Regions from separate parts of the Homo sapiens genome. Here region 2 is linked to region 1. The links are chromatin loops, found by intact Hi-C in ENCODE. Cell type or tissue: endothelial cell of umbilical vein. All regions are shown on one strand. Links, peaks and the distances in the headings refer to the core of each region. The heading gives the core; the rest is flanking DNA.

Region 1 (8,341 bases), core at 58-8,057:
AGGTTTGTAGAGGTCTAATATGACATTTCTCCTCACCAGATAGTTTTAAAAAAACTAAAGTTGACTGATAGAAAATCAATAAAGTTCCTTGAATATGTAAAGGAAAATGAAATTCTCAGTCCCCCGACCCACTGAATGGATGCCCCCGTTGGCCAAGGGGAACACAAAGAAACCTTAAAAACGAGTTCAGGCCCTGGTGTAATGCCCAACCTTGTTTTTACTAACCCTGTTCTTAGACTCTCCCTTCCCTTTAATCACCTAGCCTTGTTTCCACCTGAATTGACTCTCAGCTAAGAGAGCCAGACAGACTCCATCTTGGCTCTTTCACTGGCAGCCCCTTCCTCAAGGACTTAACCTTTGCAAGCTGACTCCCAGCACATCCAAGAGTGATAAGATACTGTGGCGAGCAATATCCGCAGTTCCCAGGAATTCATCCGATTGATAACGCCCAAAGCCCCCCGCGTCTATCACCTTGTAATAGTCTTAAAGCCCCTGCACCTGGAACTGTTTACTTTCCTGTAACCATTTATCCTTTTAACTTTTTTGCCTACTTTACTTCTGTAAAATTGTTTTAACTAGAACTCCCTCCCCTTTCTAAACCAAAGTATAAAAGAAAATCTAGCCCCTTCTTCGGGGCCAAGAGAACTTTGAGCGTTAGCTGTCTCTTGGCCGCCGGCTAAATAAACGGACTCTTAATTCGTCTCAAAGTGTGGCGTTTTCTCTAACTTGCTCAGGTACAACAATGGTGGGAAGCTGGGGGGGTCAGACCTGCCTTGTCATGCAGGTTCAGCCCATGGTGGGAAGCTGGGGGGTCAGACCTGCCTTATCATGTGAGTTCAAGCCATGATGGGAAGTTGGGGGGTCAGACCTGCTTTGTCATGCCCTCCTCCCTTTGGGGTTCAGGCACAACTGACCAGCATTAACATTGAAATTGAGAACATAAGACTGACAAAACAGACTCTTTGTAGCAATAGAATATCTAACTCCAACCTGGCTCTGCTGTAGTGTTGTATGACAGATAGCAGGCTCTGTAGAGAATCAGAGTATTTACCGCCCAAAGATATTTTCTTTGAAATATTTTGAAGTGGCCCTGTGAAGCATCTTTTGTGGGGGGAAATTTGCATTCTGTAGAGAATCTTTTTCCCCTTCTAGGTCTTTTTCAGAGAGGCTGACACCTTTTAAGGTCATTTAAGGTAGGTTTTAAGGTAAACGTCATAAGAGGCATTTACTGTCTATTCTCTCTGAAGCCTGTTACTTAGTGGCTTCATCTACATGACGAGAACCTTGGCTTTCACAACCCTCCTTATCTTAAATTAAGCATTTCTTTATGCTGACTTCAACTTTTCAGGCAAATAGGTTAACTCTTTTAACTAACTACCAGTCAGAAAACCTCTGATTCCACCTATGATCTGGAAGCCCCTCTCCCTACTTCAAGATGTCCCATGTTTACCAGCTGAACCACTGATATGTGTTGGTTTATGTCTTTGCCTGTAACTTCTGTCTCTCTAAAATGTATACAATCAAGTTGTAAGCCAACTACTCTGGGGACGTGTTCTCAGGACCTCCTGAGGCTGTGTTGCTGGCCATGGTCACTCATATTTGGCTCAGAATAAGTCTCTACATATTTTACAGTGTTTGGCTTTTTTCATCAACAGATACTACCAAAGCACCGACTAAAATATTATATTTTTAAAAATACACAGAATTACTATTCTTGTTACACTTACATAAATAATGAGGCCAAGTTAATTGAAACTGGACTTATTAAAAAAATCTTACTGTAATTACCTTTGGTAAAAATGGGAGTGTCTGTTAAAAAGATTCTATTTTAATAGAAACCTATGGAGCATCTGTGGTCAAATTCTAGTCCTGTTCATTTTCTTTGAGGTTTTATTACCCATCTGTAAACGGGAGTGAATTCCGATTTCTTCTAGTTTAGTAAAAAGCTAAAAGTTCCTTTGTCCTAAGCTCTGCAAGCTGAAACTGGAGGACTTTAAACTTCAGAAAAATCACTATAGCAGACCATCTATGGGCAATGTTCATGCCTGCTGCTATATGGGTCACTTGGAGAGTTCACCAGAGGAGTATCTGATGACATAAGCAGAGATATTCTAACTGCAAATCAGGAAAATCCATTAGATTACAGCTGCCATGCTCATCCCCCCTCTAAAGATGTTTCAAACTCAAATCTAGAAATCTCAACTAGCTGTCCTTCTGACTCAAACTCTAAGATCACAGTATACTCCAAATATTAATCTTTGTTTTTAGTTTACTCTCATAGGATGACAGCTTGAATTTCCTTCAAGCAATACAATCTGAAATGAACAATTTAGCTTCCATAGGCTAACTTCCATAGAAGTTCTTGATCTGGTAAGAAGAAGTAGTTTATGCTCGTTTTAATAAAAAATGTTGCTTCTATGTCCATAAATTAGAAATCGTTGCCCCAAATTAAAAGGCTTTTCATTAACAAATACATTTCTCATCAAATAGGTACTGCTTCCTCGTTGGATTTATTCAGTTGGTTAAATCTTGACTCCTGGGATCTCTGCTCCAGGGAATTTTTCAGCCAATAGTTCTTGGCTATTATCCTCCTTAGTCATTGTATTCATTCTCCTTAGTCATTGTATTCACTTCCCTGTAGTCCTTGTATCCTTGTGAGGATTTTAAATACTTTCCAGTAGCCACTCACACCTCAAATGATTGCCATCAGGATTAGACAATTTAGAGACCTGAACCACCTGACCACTCAAGTCTTACAATGAATGTTCAATTTTGGATAATAATGATAACGTGACCTTACATCCCAATGCAGCTGTTGATAATGATAATGCCTACAAGACTGCTCCAGTGACTATATCAATAGTGGCAGCTGAGAGTAAGCTATGCTGTCTGGTCACACCCTCAGCATGCTGAGAGGGTGAACAAAGGGGAGTGAGGTGTGGGGTTGTTAAAGTAAGTGAAGATGGAGATTGGGCCTGATGAATTCCTGAGAGGACAAAACCAGTTAGGTCTCATAAGTGACCTCAACCTTGCTTTATTTGCAAACATAAGCAAAACTTAAGCTATTTCTTTTAAATACCTACTTTTTTTTTTTTAAAAAAAGAGCTTAAGCTCAACCAATTAGAAGTATCCAACAAACTTATAATTATATAACTAGTGACTTTCCAACAGGATAGACCAAAAAATGCAACGGCATAGCTGTGTTTAAATCAAATATTTTCTTTGCTTTTCTTCTATGTTTGTTCTGTAAAAGCCTCACTCTTGCATTCCCTTGGAGGAGGTCCCGAACTCCTTCTGGTTTGGAGCTGCCCAATCCATGAATCATTGCTTGCTCAAATAAACTCTTCAAAATTTTATGTGCCTCAGTTTACTTTTTAGAAAACTGCAATGTTTTCATACACGCATACACATGAAATAATTAAATCAAGCTAATTAACAAATCCATCACCTCACATACTTATATTTTATGGTAAGGCCATTTAAAATAAACCCTTCTAGCAATTTTGAAATATACAATACATTATTATTAACTATAGTCAAAATGCTGTGCAATAGATCTCTAAAACGTATTCCTTACATCTCACTGAAACTTTGCACCTTTGGCCCAACATCTCCACATTCCCCAGTTCCAACGCTCCAGCCCCTGGCAATCACCACCCTACTCTCTGGTGCTGTGAGTTCCTCTTTTCTAGATTCCACATATAAGTGAGAACATGAAGTCTTTGTCTTTCTGTGCCTGGCTTATTTCACTTAACATAATGTCCTCCAGGCTCATCCATTTCATAAATGACAGGATTTCCTTCTTTTATAAGCTAAATAGTATTCCACTTTGTATATGTTGTTGTCAGTGGCGATGTGGGTGGTGATTGGGGCTGGCGTTGCGGGCAGTGAAATAATTTACTGAAACAGCAGTAAGTTAAAGAAAACAAGTTTATTAGAGAGAAAGTATGTTTCAAGGGAGCAACAGGCAGCACAGCAGAGAAGGGGCTTGTCTACCAAGAAGCAGAGGCTGGAGGGAAGTTTTATAAGGTGGTGCTGCTGGGGCTATGTGCAGAATGAGGTATTCGGGAACAGGATGCTGTGCCAGTGGGTTGTCTGTGATTAGCCATTTCCCAGAACAATTGTTCTCTCCCTCTCCTGGGGCCTCTTCCTCACTGTTGCTTACTTATCTTATCAGGACTCCACATATTTGTCAGATTTCGTTTATCCATTATCCACTGATGCATACTTAGGTTGATTTCATATCTTGGCTAATGTGGATAGTGCTGTAATGTATTTCTTTGACATATTATTTTGTATCCTTTGGATGTATACTCAGAAGTGATGTTCCTGGATCATATGGTAGTTCTATTTTTAGTTTTTTGAAGAATCATAGTGTGTTCCAAAAGGCTGTACTAAGTTACAATCCCACCAACAGTGTGCAAGGGTTTCCTTTTCCTGACATCCTCATCAACACTTTTGGTAAGTGTTTCATCATCTTTTTGATAATAGCCATTTTAACAGGTGTGAGGTAATATCTCACTGTGGTTTTAATTTGCATTTCCTTGATGATTTAGTGACAATGAGCATTGCTTTATATACCTGCTGACCATTCGTATGTCTTCTTTTGAGAAATGTTTCTTCAAGTCCTTTGTCCAATTTTAATCAGGTTGATTTCTTGCTGTTGGGCTGAGTTTCTTATATATTAACCTCTTATGAGATGTATGGTTTGCAAATATGTTCTCCCATTTCTTAGGTTGCTTTCACCCTTTTGATTGTTTCCTTTGCTGTGCAGAAGCTTTGTAGTTTGGTGTAATCTCACTTGTCTGTTTTTGCTTTTCTTACCTGTGGTTTTGGGGTCACATCCAAAAACATCATTGCCTAGACGAATGTCGTGAAACTTTTTTCTTATGTTTATTTCTAGTAGTTTTAGTTTTAGGTCTTATATTGAAGTCTTTAACCCGTTTTGAGTAGATCTTTGTAATAATATATGATATGAGATGAGGGTCTAATTTAATTCTTCTGTATGTGGATATCCAGCTTTCCTAAGATCATTTACTAAAGAGACTGTCATTTTCCCATTATGTGTTCTTGACATCTTTGTTGAAAATGAATTGACCGTAAATGCATGGCTCTGCATGGCTATTTCTAGGCTCTCTATTCTGTTCCATTAATCTATGTGTCTTTTTTTTTGTGCCAGTACCATGCTGTTTTGATTACTGTAGCTTTGTAGTAGATTTTGAAATTAGATAGTGCGATGCCTTTGAGTTTGTTCCTTTTGGTCAAGGTTACTTTGGCTATTTGAGGTCTTCTGTGGTTCCACGTAAATTTTAGGATTATTTTTTCTGTTTCTGTGAAAAATGATATTGGAATTTTGATATGGGATACACTGAATCTGTGGATCATTTTGAGTCATATGGGCATTTTAATAATATTGATTTTCAATCAATGAACACAGGATTTAAAAAAAATTTTTTTATCTTCTTCAATTGCATTCATCAATATTTTCTAGTTTTTACTCTTAAATATTTTATTTTATAGCTATTGTAAATGAAATTGTTTTCTTAATTTTTTTCCAGATCATTTGTTATTAGTGTATAGAAACACTACTAAGTTTTGCATCTTGTATCCTACAACTTTACTGAATTTGTTTATTAGTTCTAACAGCTTTTGATGAAGTGTTCAAGGTAATCAGTATATAAGGTAATTTAATCAGCAAATATTTTCACTTCTTCCTTTCCTATTTGTATGCCTTCTATTTCTTTTTCTTGCTTAATTGCTCTGGCTAGGACTTCTAGTACTCATTGAATAGGAGTGGGCAGCCCCATTTCTAACTCAGTGATTTAAAGGGGCTATCCAGGGCCTGACACTGCACTGAAGAAACCCAGGCTGGCTCTCCTGTCCAGACTTGGTTCTGAGTTCCCTGTCAAGAGCCAAGTGTTTGCCATGCACTGTGAGCTGTGGTTACCATCCCATTTCTCTGATCTGCAAACTGAACTTGAGCTGTTAAAGGCCTGACATCTCAGAGGGCAGATACTGCAGAGCTGAGACTCCACCCCAGGTAGGTCTGACCCCCCAACCTGGGCTAACCTCTTGCCATGTTGCCCCAACTTAGGTCATTCCACATTCATGAAACCGAGTTCTGCACTGGCCCTTCCTGGCTCTTCTGACAACCTTCCTGTTGAGGGCATCCCTGCCTCACAGCCTTGCTCTGCCCTTCTGCTCCCACTCTCTCTGCTGTCCATGGGCTCATCATGCCTTCCCTTTACACACCTGTGGTCACCCGGGCACCCCCCCCCCCCCACCAAGGCCAATGAGTCTGTTGAGAAATGTCATGGACTAGCCTGTGCCCTCCAAATTCATATGTTGAAGTCCTAAGCCCTAGTATCTTGGAATGTGACCTCATTTGGAATTGGGAGATGGGGTCTTTACAGAGATAATCAAATTAACATGAGGCCATTAGGGTGGGCCCTAGTCCCATGTGTCTGGTGTTCTTACAAGAAGGGGTAATTTCAAAGGGGTAAGCTCTGGTATTTGACAGTACAGTAGGGAAATTATAGTTAACAATAATTTTTGTGTATATTATTCAAGATAACTAGAAGAGAAGATTTGTAATATTCCCAACATAAAAAAAAGATAAATATTTGAGATGATGGATATCTTAATAATCCTGATTTACTCATTATTTTCTATAAAAGTATCAAAATACCACGTGTACCCTCAAAATATGTACAACTGTGATATACTCATAAAAATACATGGATAATTGTCACCAAAGGCCAAGAAAAAAAGAAGGGGAAAGGAGAAATTTGGACACAGTTACACACACATGTGGGGAATGCCAAAGATTGCCAGTGTACCACCAGAAGCTGGAGAGAAGCCTGGCACAAGTTCTAACTCACAGCCCACAGAAAGAGCCCAGCCTGCTAACACCTTGGTCTCAGACTCCCAACTTCCAAAACTGTGAGGCAATCCATTCCTGCTGCCTAAGTCATTCAGGGTGTGATACTTGGTCATGGTTGCCTGAGCAAACAGATCCCAGGAGACAGGTCTGAGAGCCAGTCCTCTCCATGGGCCACCTGCCTACCTGCCCACATCCAAGGGCATGCCAACTTTCCCATCTTTGCCCATACAGTGCCTCTCCCCGGCTTGCCATTCTCACCATCCATGAGGGGCCTCCCTGGCCAGTCATGGATAGCTGGAGAACTGCTGATGTGAGGGACGGTGGCCGTGACTTGGGACAGGAGGCTCCCAGTGGACCAGGAGCCTGGTTGTGTTGGAGTCTGTGGCTGTCATGCTGTCTCTCTGCCCATGCCCAGGCCCCATCCGAAGAGGAGCTTCCTGCCATCCTGGGAGTGTCCCTAAAGGGAGGCGAGACTGTGCCTTGGACATTTGCAACCTTGGGTATTTGCAGCCTGGAGTGTTTGGACCCAGCTATCTCTTGTAGAACAGCCATTCACAAATTAACTGTAAATGAATCAGAAACACAAATTCAATTTTTCTTGACATGTAAATGGGGGTTTATAAATGTTAGAGGGGAGTTTGGCTTTTTTTTTTTTTTTTTTTTTTGAGACAAAGTCTTACTCTGTGGCCCAGGCTGGAGTGCAGTGGCGCGATCTCGGCTCACTGCAACCTCCGCCTCCCAACTTCAAGTGATTCTCGTCCCTCAGCCTCCAGAATAGCTGGGATTACAGGCATGCACTATCACGCCCAGCTAATTTTTGTATTTGTAGTAGAGACAGGGTTTCACCATGTTGGCCAGGCTGGTCTCAAACTCCTGACCTCAGGTGATCCACCCGCCTCGGCCTCCCAAAGTGCTGGGATCACAGGCGTGAGCCACCTTGCCTGGCCTTGGCTATTTTTAAGGGAGTCTGGACACTGGCCTGTGCTGGCTACCAGGGACCTGGAGACAAATGGAGATGGTCCCCCAGACTGGGTCAGTTCAGGTTTCTGAATCCTATGTGGCTGTTGACTGGGAGCTAAGACTGCTGTCCACATTCCCTCCAGAGCCCTCCCACAGCCCCATGATGGACCCAGCCCACTTTACAGATGGAAAAACTAAGATACAGATTGGACAAGGCCCTGGCCTGGAAAGAGGCACAGCCAGGGTCCAGCCTTGCTTTCCCTGACTCCAGGCCCTGAAGGCCCTGAACCATTTTTATAGCAGGAGGGTTTCGGGAGCCCCAGGGAGCCCTGGGGGGATCGGGGCAGCTCCAGAGAGGAGGCAGCGCTTGAGCAGTGTCTCAGGCAGGGACTGGAGCTCGGAGGCCAGCATGGGGCAGCCCTGCTGGTGGCGTGAGGAATGCCGAGTCCCTGTCTGGGGATGTGCTCCAGGGGGTTCCAGGGCACCAGATGGGCTGCA
Region 2 (8,341 bases), core at 196-8,195, 110 kb before region 1:
CTGGTGGCGTATGAGTCATATGCGATGAATACGTGTCTAGAACTCTGAGGTCCATCACAGAAGAAATCTAGCTCATTTTCTGTGTTTGATATAATCCTTTAGACAGGCATCAGGAATATTAGATGAGTTTGGTTTTAGTCTTTGTATTTACATGTTTTAATTCTATTTTTGTAATTGGCCAATATAAAAACCAATAAACAAATGTATAAATAAAGATGAGTAAGGTTAATCATTGTCCAGTTGTAAAAAATATTTGGTGAGGTAAGAAACACTATTAATATGTATTGAAAATAGTGAAGTCTGAAGAGAAGTACATGTACATGTCTGTCACCTCTTTGGCTATGGTGATATAGACAGGATAATTATAGACAATGTTCAAATTCTTGGTTAATTGTAAGCTTGAAATTGTTCATTTTTTAAAGAGGAAATGAAATAAGTTTACTCCAAATAATGATAGCTTAGATGACTAACTAATGATAGGTGAAAAGCAAGGATTGATAGTTAAAATGCCTCTCTTTTGTTATTATCTTCTTTGCTCTGTACTTAGAATGGACGTACTTGTTCTGATTTGAGGACTTCTTCATGGTCACATGTTCTGTTTGCACCATGCTTAGGAAGGAGCATGTGTACCAATGTGAGTGACAGTCAGATTTCTTGCATTTCTTTGGGTGGTTTATTTAAGAGGACTCAATGTACTGTGAATAAACATGTAATATAATCAAAGATGGTGAATTTTATCTAGTGAGGGATATTGGAGTCAAAAGAAGTATTATATTGATAATTCACATATGAAAAACAGGATAACTCATGAAACATTAATATAGGAATTATTTGGGATATCTTTTTGGGTTTTGTGAGTCATAAGGTTTAAAGTTATTATTAGTAAATTAATGAATTAATCAACAGACAATGTAGAAAATAACAGAGAAAAGAAGGGCCAATCCTGGATCGATGATGACTACTGGTAGCATGAGTCATATACAGTGAATACATGTCTGGAACTCTGAGGTCTGTCTCAAAAGATATCTAGTCTATTTCCTGTTTCAAATGATCCTACAGACAGATGGCAAAAAATAGAATGTATATGTGTTTGGTTTTCATGTTTATGAATTTTTATTTTACATTTATGATTGGCTCAATCAGAGAATCAGTTAATAAATATACAAATAAAGATGAATAAGGGCCGGGCATGGTGGCTCACACCTGTAATCTCAGCACTTTGGGAGGCCAACACGGGTAGATCACTTGATGACAGGAGATCGAGACCTACCTGGCCAACGTGGCGAAACCCTATCTCTACTAAAAATACAAAAATTAGCCAGGCATGGCGGCATGTGCCTCTAATCCGAGGACTTGGGTGGCTGAGGCACATGGATTGCTTGAACCCGGGTTTCAAAAATTGCTTGAACCTGGGAGGCTGCAGTGATCCGAGATCACGTCACTGCAGCTTGGCAACAGAGCAAGATTCTGTGTCAAAAAGAAAAAAATAAAAAGGATAAGATTAAGGATTGTCCAACTATAAAAATATGTGGAAAGACAAAAAACACTATTAATACATACTGAAATTGGTAACAACTAAAGAGAAATCTTGCATACCTGTTACCTCTTTGAATGAGATAGACAGTATAAATTTTGACCGTATTCAAGTTCTGGGTCAGGGACAATTCCAAAGTTCTTTATTTTCCCTTCCTTTCTTCCTTCCTTTCTTTCTTTCCTTTCTTCCTTCCTTTCTTCCTTCCTTTCTTTCTTTTCTTTCTTTCTTTCTTTCTTTCTTTCTTTCTTTCTTTCTTTCTTTCTTTCTCTCTCTTTCTCTCTCTCTCTTTTCCTTCCTTCCTTCCTTCCTTCCTTCCTTCCTTCCTTCCTTCCTTCCTTCCTTCCTTCCTTCCTTCCTTCCTTCTTTCTTTTTGAGATGGAGTCTTGCTCTATCACTTAGGGTGGAGTACAATGCCACGATCTCAGCTCACCGCAACCTCTGCCTCATGGGTTCAAGCAGTTCTTGTGCCTCAGCCTCCCTAATAGCTGGGATTGCAGACGCGTGCCATCATGCCTGGCTAGTTTTTGTATTTTCAGTAGAGATGGGGTTTCTCCATGTTTCCCAGACTGGTCTTGAACTCTTGACCTCAAGTGATCCACCTGCCTCTGCCTCCCAACATGCTGGGATTACAGGCATGAGCCACCACATCTGGCCAGTTATTCATAAAAAAATGAAATATACCTCAAATTAATGAACATATAAATGAGTATAAATGTTTATACATTTATTAATTTGAGGTATATTTGAAAAGCAAGGATCAATGGAGAGAAGGTCTCATTTTTGTTGTCATCTCTTCTGCTCTGTACTCAGAATGGAAGCACAGAAGCTGGTTTTAATAGTTAAGAGCTGTATGGTCCATCTCTGTGCTAGAAGCTGGAGACCAATGTGAGTAATAGTCAAAGTTCTTGTCTCATCTTGGGTGTTTTGTTTAAAGGTTTATAGTGCATTAACAAAAAATATGAAATATAATCCAATAAGGCCATGAGTAGCCCAGGGATAAATATGGAATGGATGTGGAATGTTACACTGAGGGATGCTTATATGAAAAGCATGTCCTGTATTATTAAGAAAGGTAATAATGAGGGGATATGGTATTGTGAGGATGAGTGTATATACAAATTAGAGATATCAAGGCTCCTCTTGGGGTTTTGTGAGTGATAGTGTTTAAAAGTTATTAATGGTGAATTAATGAAGTAATAAATAATGTAACAATGAATGAAGAGCACCAGAGCTAATCCTGGATCAATCATGACTACTGGTATTGGATGGGTCTTCGTCAGTGAATGCCTATCTGGAACTCTGAGGTCCATCAGAAAAGAAATATAGTGTTTTCCCTCTTTTGGAAGTGATCCTATAGACAGACGTCAGGAATATGCAAGGGTCTTGTTTTTGCTCTTTGTGAGCACGAGTTTTCAATCTATTATTATAATTCAATCAATGAAGGAACCACTAAACAAATATACAAATAAAGTATGTTGGATGCGACTAAGCGTTCTCTAACTGTAAAAATAATTTGTGAGGCAAAAAAAGCTATGATATGGCCAGGCATGGTGGCTCACACCCGTAATCCCAGCACTTTGGGAGGCCAAGGTGGGTGGATCACCTGAAGTCAGGAGTTCGAGATGAGCCTGGGCAACATGGTAAAACCCCATCTGTACTAAAAATACAAAATTAGCTGGGCGTGGCGGCGTATGCCTGTGATCCCAGCTACTTGGGAGGCTGAGGCAGGAGAATCACATGAACCTGGGAGATGGAGGTGGCGGTGAGCCAAGATCACACCACTGCACTTCAACCTGGGCAATAGAGTGAGAAGAAAATCTATGATATATATTGAAAACACCAATACCATTAGGAAATAAGTGGTATGAGGTTGTTATTTATTTAGTTAGGGATGTTATAGACAGTGGTAAATAATAATGAATGTTTATGCTTTGTGTCAGTGGTGTGACTGATACTGTCTGGCTATGTAGAGTAAATAAAATATATGTTATCTCAAATAACCTATGTGACTGAATCAGTGGAAGATAGAATGCAAAGAGTAATGCAGATAATGTCTTAATCTTTTCTGATCATCTCTTGTGCTCTGTACTCCTCAAAATAAACACACTCTGGCTGATTTTATCATTCTTTTTTAATGGTAAGATCCATGGTTGCGTCTATGTGTTATATGGTGTGTGGAGACCAATGTGAGTGACAGTCAACATTCTTGGTTTCAGTGTTTTTTAAAAAAGATATTCGTAGTATTATTAAGAAGTGTTAAATACAATCATTGAAGGTAAACTCTGGCCCATTTGTAAAAATAGGATTAATATAAAGCATTATGTTGATTAATGTATATATATAAAACATTGAATTTAACTAATGAAAACATTGAATTTAATTAATGAAAGAGGTGTATTGCTGTGAGTAATATTGACATAGACAGATATAAGAGCTATTTAAGGATTTTACTCACAAGTTTTTGTGACTCTTAGGTAATTATTTTATTGTTAGTGAACTGATAAATTAATCAATAAAAACACGTAGACACGAATTAAGAAAAGGAGGTCCAAGCTTGAGCAAGCGATGACAGCCGGTGGTGTGTGAGTCATGGAGGATGAATACTAAGTGCCTGGAACTCTGAGGTTCAATATAATAGAAATCTAATCTATTCCTCTGTTGAAAAAAATCCTTTAGATAGATGTTAGTGATATCAAGGCTGTTTGCTTCCAATTTTACAGTTCATGGATTGTGATTGTGTTAATATAAATGAATTAATGAAAGAATCAAACAAAGATTTGAATGATTAAACATGAAGAGAGAGAGAGGCATATTCTAATTGTTAACATATGTGGCAAGGAAAGAAATACTATTAATTAATTTGGAATGGATAATAAATGGGCCAGTGGTTTTTAACTCTCTGGCTAAGAATCATAGAGCCACTGATAGAGCAATAGCACTGATTATTAGTTATCAAAGGCTATGTGATTTTTAGGTCAATTCTCAGGTCAACTGGGTCAATTGTAAGTTCAATATTTATTTTATTAAGGGGGAAATAAGCAAATATTAACAAATCAATAAATACCAACTGACAGAGTAAATGGAAGGTAGAATGAAAAAATTAATGGATAGAAAATCTCAAATTTTGTCTTCTGCTCTTCCTTGTAATCCTCAGAACAGTCACTCCCTGCACTGATTCTGCCATGACCACTTGCTCTATGGTTGTTTTAAGGAACCTACAGACAAATGTGAGTAATCGTCAAAGTTCTTGTCTTGGTTTGGGCCATTTAAGAGTGGTCAATGCATTATTAATAAGTAGAAAATATAATTAAAGAAGACTAACCGTGTCCCCAAAATGAACATGGGGTTGATATGAAACATTTTGTTGAGTAATGCATGTTTGAAACAATCAGGTCAGTTCAAGAAACATGTCTAATTTCTGTAGGAACTGCTCTACAGATAGACAACAGGGTTATCACAGCTCTTGTCCTATTTTTTTTCTGATTCATGTCTATTTCTTTATTATAAAGTAGTAAATTAATAAATAAATGAAATAGACAAAGTCTAAATGAAAAAAATGATTGATGGTCTGTGGCCTGGCCCAGAGATGATGACTCGTGGGTATGAGTCAAGGATGATGAGTAATAGGAGTCAGGAAGTTTAAGCTCCGATATAAAAGAAATCTAGCCTATTGATCAGTTGGAAATGATCCTGTAGACAGTAGTTAAAAATATTCAGTTATCGGCTGGGCACGGTGGCTCACACCTTTAATCCCAGCACTTTGGGAGGCCGAGGTGGGCAGATCACAAAGTTAGGAGTTTAAGACCAGCCTGACCAACACAGTGAAACCCCGTCTCTACTAAAAATATACAAATTAGCCGGGTGTGGTGGCGAGTGCCTGTAATCCCAGCTACTTGGGAGGCTGAGGCAGGAGAATTGCTTAAACCCAGGAAGTTGAGGTTGCAGTGAGTCGAGATCGCGCCACTGAATTCCAGCCTGGGCAACAGAGTGAGACCCTGTCTCGAAAAAAAAAAAACAAAAAAAACCCCCAAAAAATCAGTTACCCTATTCTTGTGCTCTTGTAATTCACGGATAATGAATTAATGCGTGAAGAACTCAAGTAAAAGAAATAAGTGAATAAAAACATGGCCACACCTGGACCAACTATAACATGTGTAATGAAGCAAGTCACAGTACTGATCTATTGCTCAGGGAGTGGGAATTGTGTCAGATTTTTAATCTCTCAGAATGAGAAACATGTAGACAAATGTATGAGCTGTCCATGTTTATATTGAGTTGTCTTTGGTTTCCTGGTTGTCTTATCCTTAACTAGGGATGTTGTTTATATAAATAGAAAGCTATTTTTAAAGAGGGCCAGTGACAATAATTTGTTCTATAACAAGAGCTATTGTGCTCACTAAATTCCATTACAAAGTGACATCATCTGTTATTACTTTGGTAATGATCAACTATGCATGTGCTACGATGATCCATGCTGTAGTTTAGATCATGTGTAAGGATACTGATTTTATCTTAATAATGAACAAATGCTTAAGTTAATAATAATCAATTAGCTAAAAAGGATAAAGCAAGGGCCAGTAGCAAACATGTCTGGAAATGATGGTTGTGATGTAACTGGGTCCGGAGAGTGTATTCTTCTTAAGGCAAGTATTTTGGCTCTTACAAGTGTTTGCATAATTAGGCTATACATAGACGCACAGTATCAGACACATTCTGGGTTTCTGAGGGTTTACATATGTTCTGTTTCTTTACAAAGAATGAATAATTCGCCAAATTGGTTTGTGAATGAGTGAATGAAGTGATAGCAAGCACTGTTCATTGGTATGAAATTGCTCTGAAACAAGTATTTAGATGAATCTAATTGTGCATATGGGAGGTCCAAAGATTTAGGTTGTTGAGTGCATGGGTGGAGGCATTGAAGCTGACGTGTTTTGTAGAGAACTCTCATTCTTGATTCAGATGTTGGATTCAAAGGCGTCCATTTATTTTATTTAAGTTCTGGGGTACATGTGCAGGATGTGCATGTTTGTTACATCGGTAAACATGTGTCATGGTGGTTTGCTGCACCTATCAACTCATCACCTAGGTATTAAGCCTGGCATGCATTAGCAGTTTTTCCTGATGCTCTCCCCACCCTCCCCTGACAGGCGCCAGTGTGTGTTGTTCCCCTCCTGTGTCCATGTGTTCTCATTGTTCAGCTCCCACTTATAAGTGAGAACATGCAGTGTTTTGTTTTCTGTTCCTGCATTAGTTTGCTGAGGATAATGGCTTCCAGCTTCATCCATGTCCCTGCAAAGCACATGCTCTCATCCCTTTAATGGCTGCATAGTATTCCATAGTGTATATGTATCACATTTTCCTTATCCAGTATTTGGGTTGATTCCATGTCTTTGCTATTGCGAATAGTGCTGCAATGAACATACATGTGCATGTATCTTTATAATAGAATGATTTCTATTCCTTTGGGTTATATACCCAGTAATGGAATTGCTGGGTCAAATGGTATTTCTGCTTCTAAATCTTTGAGGAATCACTACACTGTCTTCCATAATGGTTGAACTAATTTATATTCCCACCAACAGTGTAAAATCATTCTTATTTCTCTTTAACTTCATCGGCATCTGTTTTTTCTTGACTTTTTAATAATCACCATTCTGACTGGTAGGAGATGGTGTCTCACTGTGGTTTTGATTTGTATTTCTCTGATGATCAGTGATGTTGAGCCTTTTTTCTTGTTTGTTGGCTGCATGTATGTCTTCTTTTGAGAAGTGTTTGTTCATGTCCTTTGCCCATTTTTTAATGGGGTTGTTGGTTTTTTTCTTGTGAATTTGCTTAAGTTCCTTGTAGATTCTGGATATTAGACCTTTGTCAGATGGATAGATTGCAAAAATTTTCTCCCATTCTGTAGGTTGTCTCTTCACTCTGATGATAGTTTCTTTTGCTGTGCAGAAACTCATTAGTTTAATTAGATTCCACATGTCAATTTTTGCTTTTGTTGCAATTGCAAAGGCATCCATTTTAAATGCAAAATTAATAATTGAATTAATGTGACAAAAAAGAGGGTTTTCTGGCCAGTTGTAAAAAGAGCATGACCCAATTATAAAAATTAATCTAAACTTGCTCTCCTTTCATTTATTAGAATATTAGAGCACAGTCAAAATTTAGGATGTTTCATTCTTTTTACCATTTGCATTCTACCCTCCAGAATGGATTATCATTGGTGAAGATCTTAGCTGGTAAGTCTCTGGGAAAAAGGCTATAGACCTATACAAATAATGCCCAAAGTTCTTGTCCTTTGGTGGGGTGTTTACTCAGAGGTATTCATTGTATTATAAAATAATGCATAAATGACTACATCTATATACAGAATTAAAAAAGAACAGGGATGAGAGTGTGTTACACACCAATAATTAGAATGAGTCCAATCAGAACATCTGTGGAATTATATATTTTTAATATCCCAAAACACTGAGTTTTATGAATAAATTAATAAATCAGGAATGTTCCTTCTTTTGGTAAGTATCATATAGACAAAGAATAGTAATAGTCAACGTTTTTGTTCTGGGAGAATGGTGAGTTCAAGTTTGTCTTGTTAAGAGAAACAAATAAATAATTTCACAAATTTATCAATACCTAATTATAAATAGCTAAGCAAATTAACGGGGGAAACATGGATCAATTGAAAGAATTTTTGATATTTTCACTCCCTTTTTGTAAGGAATATTCCTGCATATTTTGTGTATACATTTTTAAAGGTATAAAAGAATACATGTTTATTTTTCCTTTTTTTCACCATCTGCTTTCAGT

The links. Peaks named below come from ENCODE experiments on the same cell type or tissue, not always from the same donor. Only the 100,000 strongest peaks of a DNase experiment are listed, where the experiment ranks them.
Region 2: it touches region 1 in a loop (2.7-fold over the local background); 1 of 110 quality-filtered maps calls a loop at or near these places.

Annotation. Positions count from the first base shown.
Region 1 is chr14:101,094,702-101,103,042 of GRCh38, forward strand. No RefSeq gene overlaps it. Among named protein-coding and RNA genes, the nearest start is that of LINC02285, 22 kb to the right of the region's middle. In endothelial cell of umbilical vein, for the core only: no CTCF peak of the experiment used is centred there; DNase peaks (open chromatin) are centred at 2,610 and 4,130; H3K27ac peaks cover 3,142 bases.
Region 2 is chr14:100,989,147-100,997,487 of GRCh38, forward strand. It overlaps MEG8 (maternally expressed 8, small nucleolar RNA host gene), which reads left to right. Exons shown (of 51, transcript NR_146000.1): 45 at 548-634; 46 at 2,345-2,419; 47 at 4,689-4,761; 48 at 7,740-7,770; 49 at 8,341. It overlaps SNORD114-29 (small nucleolar RNA, C/D box 114-29), which reads left to right and starts at 945; the gene lies at 945-1,013. It overlaps SNORD114-30 (small nucleolar RNA, C/D box 114-30), which reads left to right and starts at 2,773; the gene lies at 2,773-2,843. It overlaps SNORD114-31 (small nucleolar RNA, C/D box 114-31), which reads left to right and starts at 4,090; the gene lies at 4,090-4,163. It also overlaps LOC124903422 and SNORD114-28. RefSeq lists an enhancer at 1-160. In endothelial cell of umbilical vein, for the core only: no CTCF peak of the experiment used is centred there; no DNase peak of the experiment used is centred there.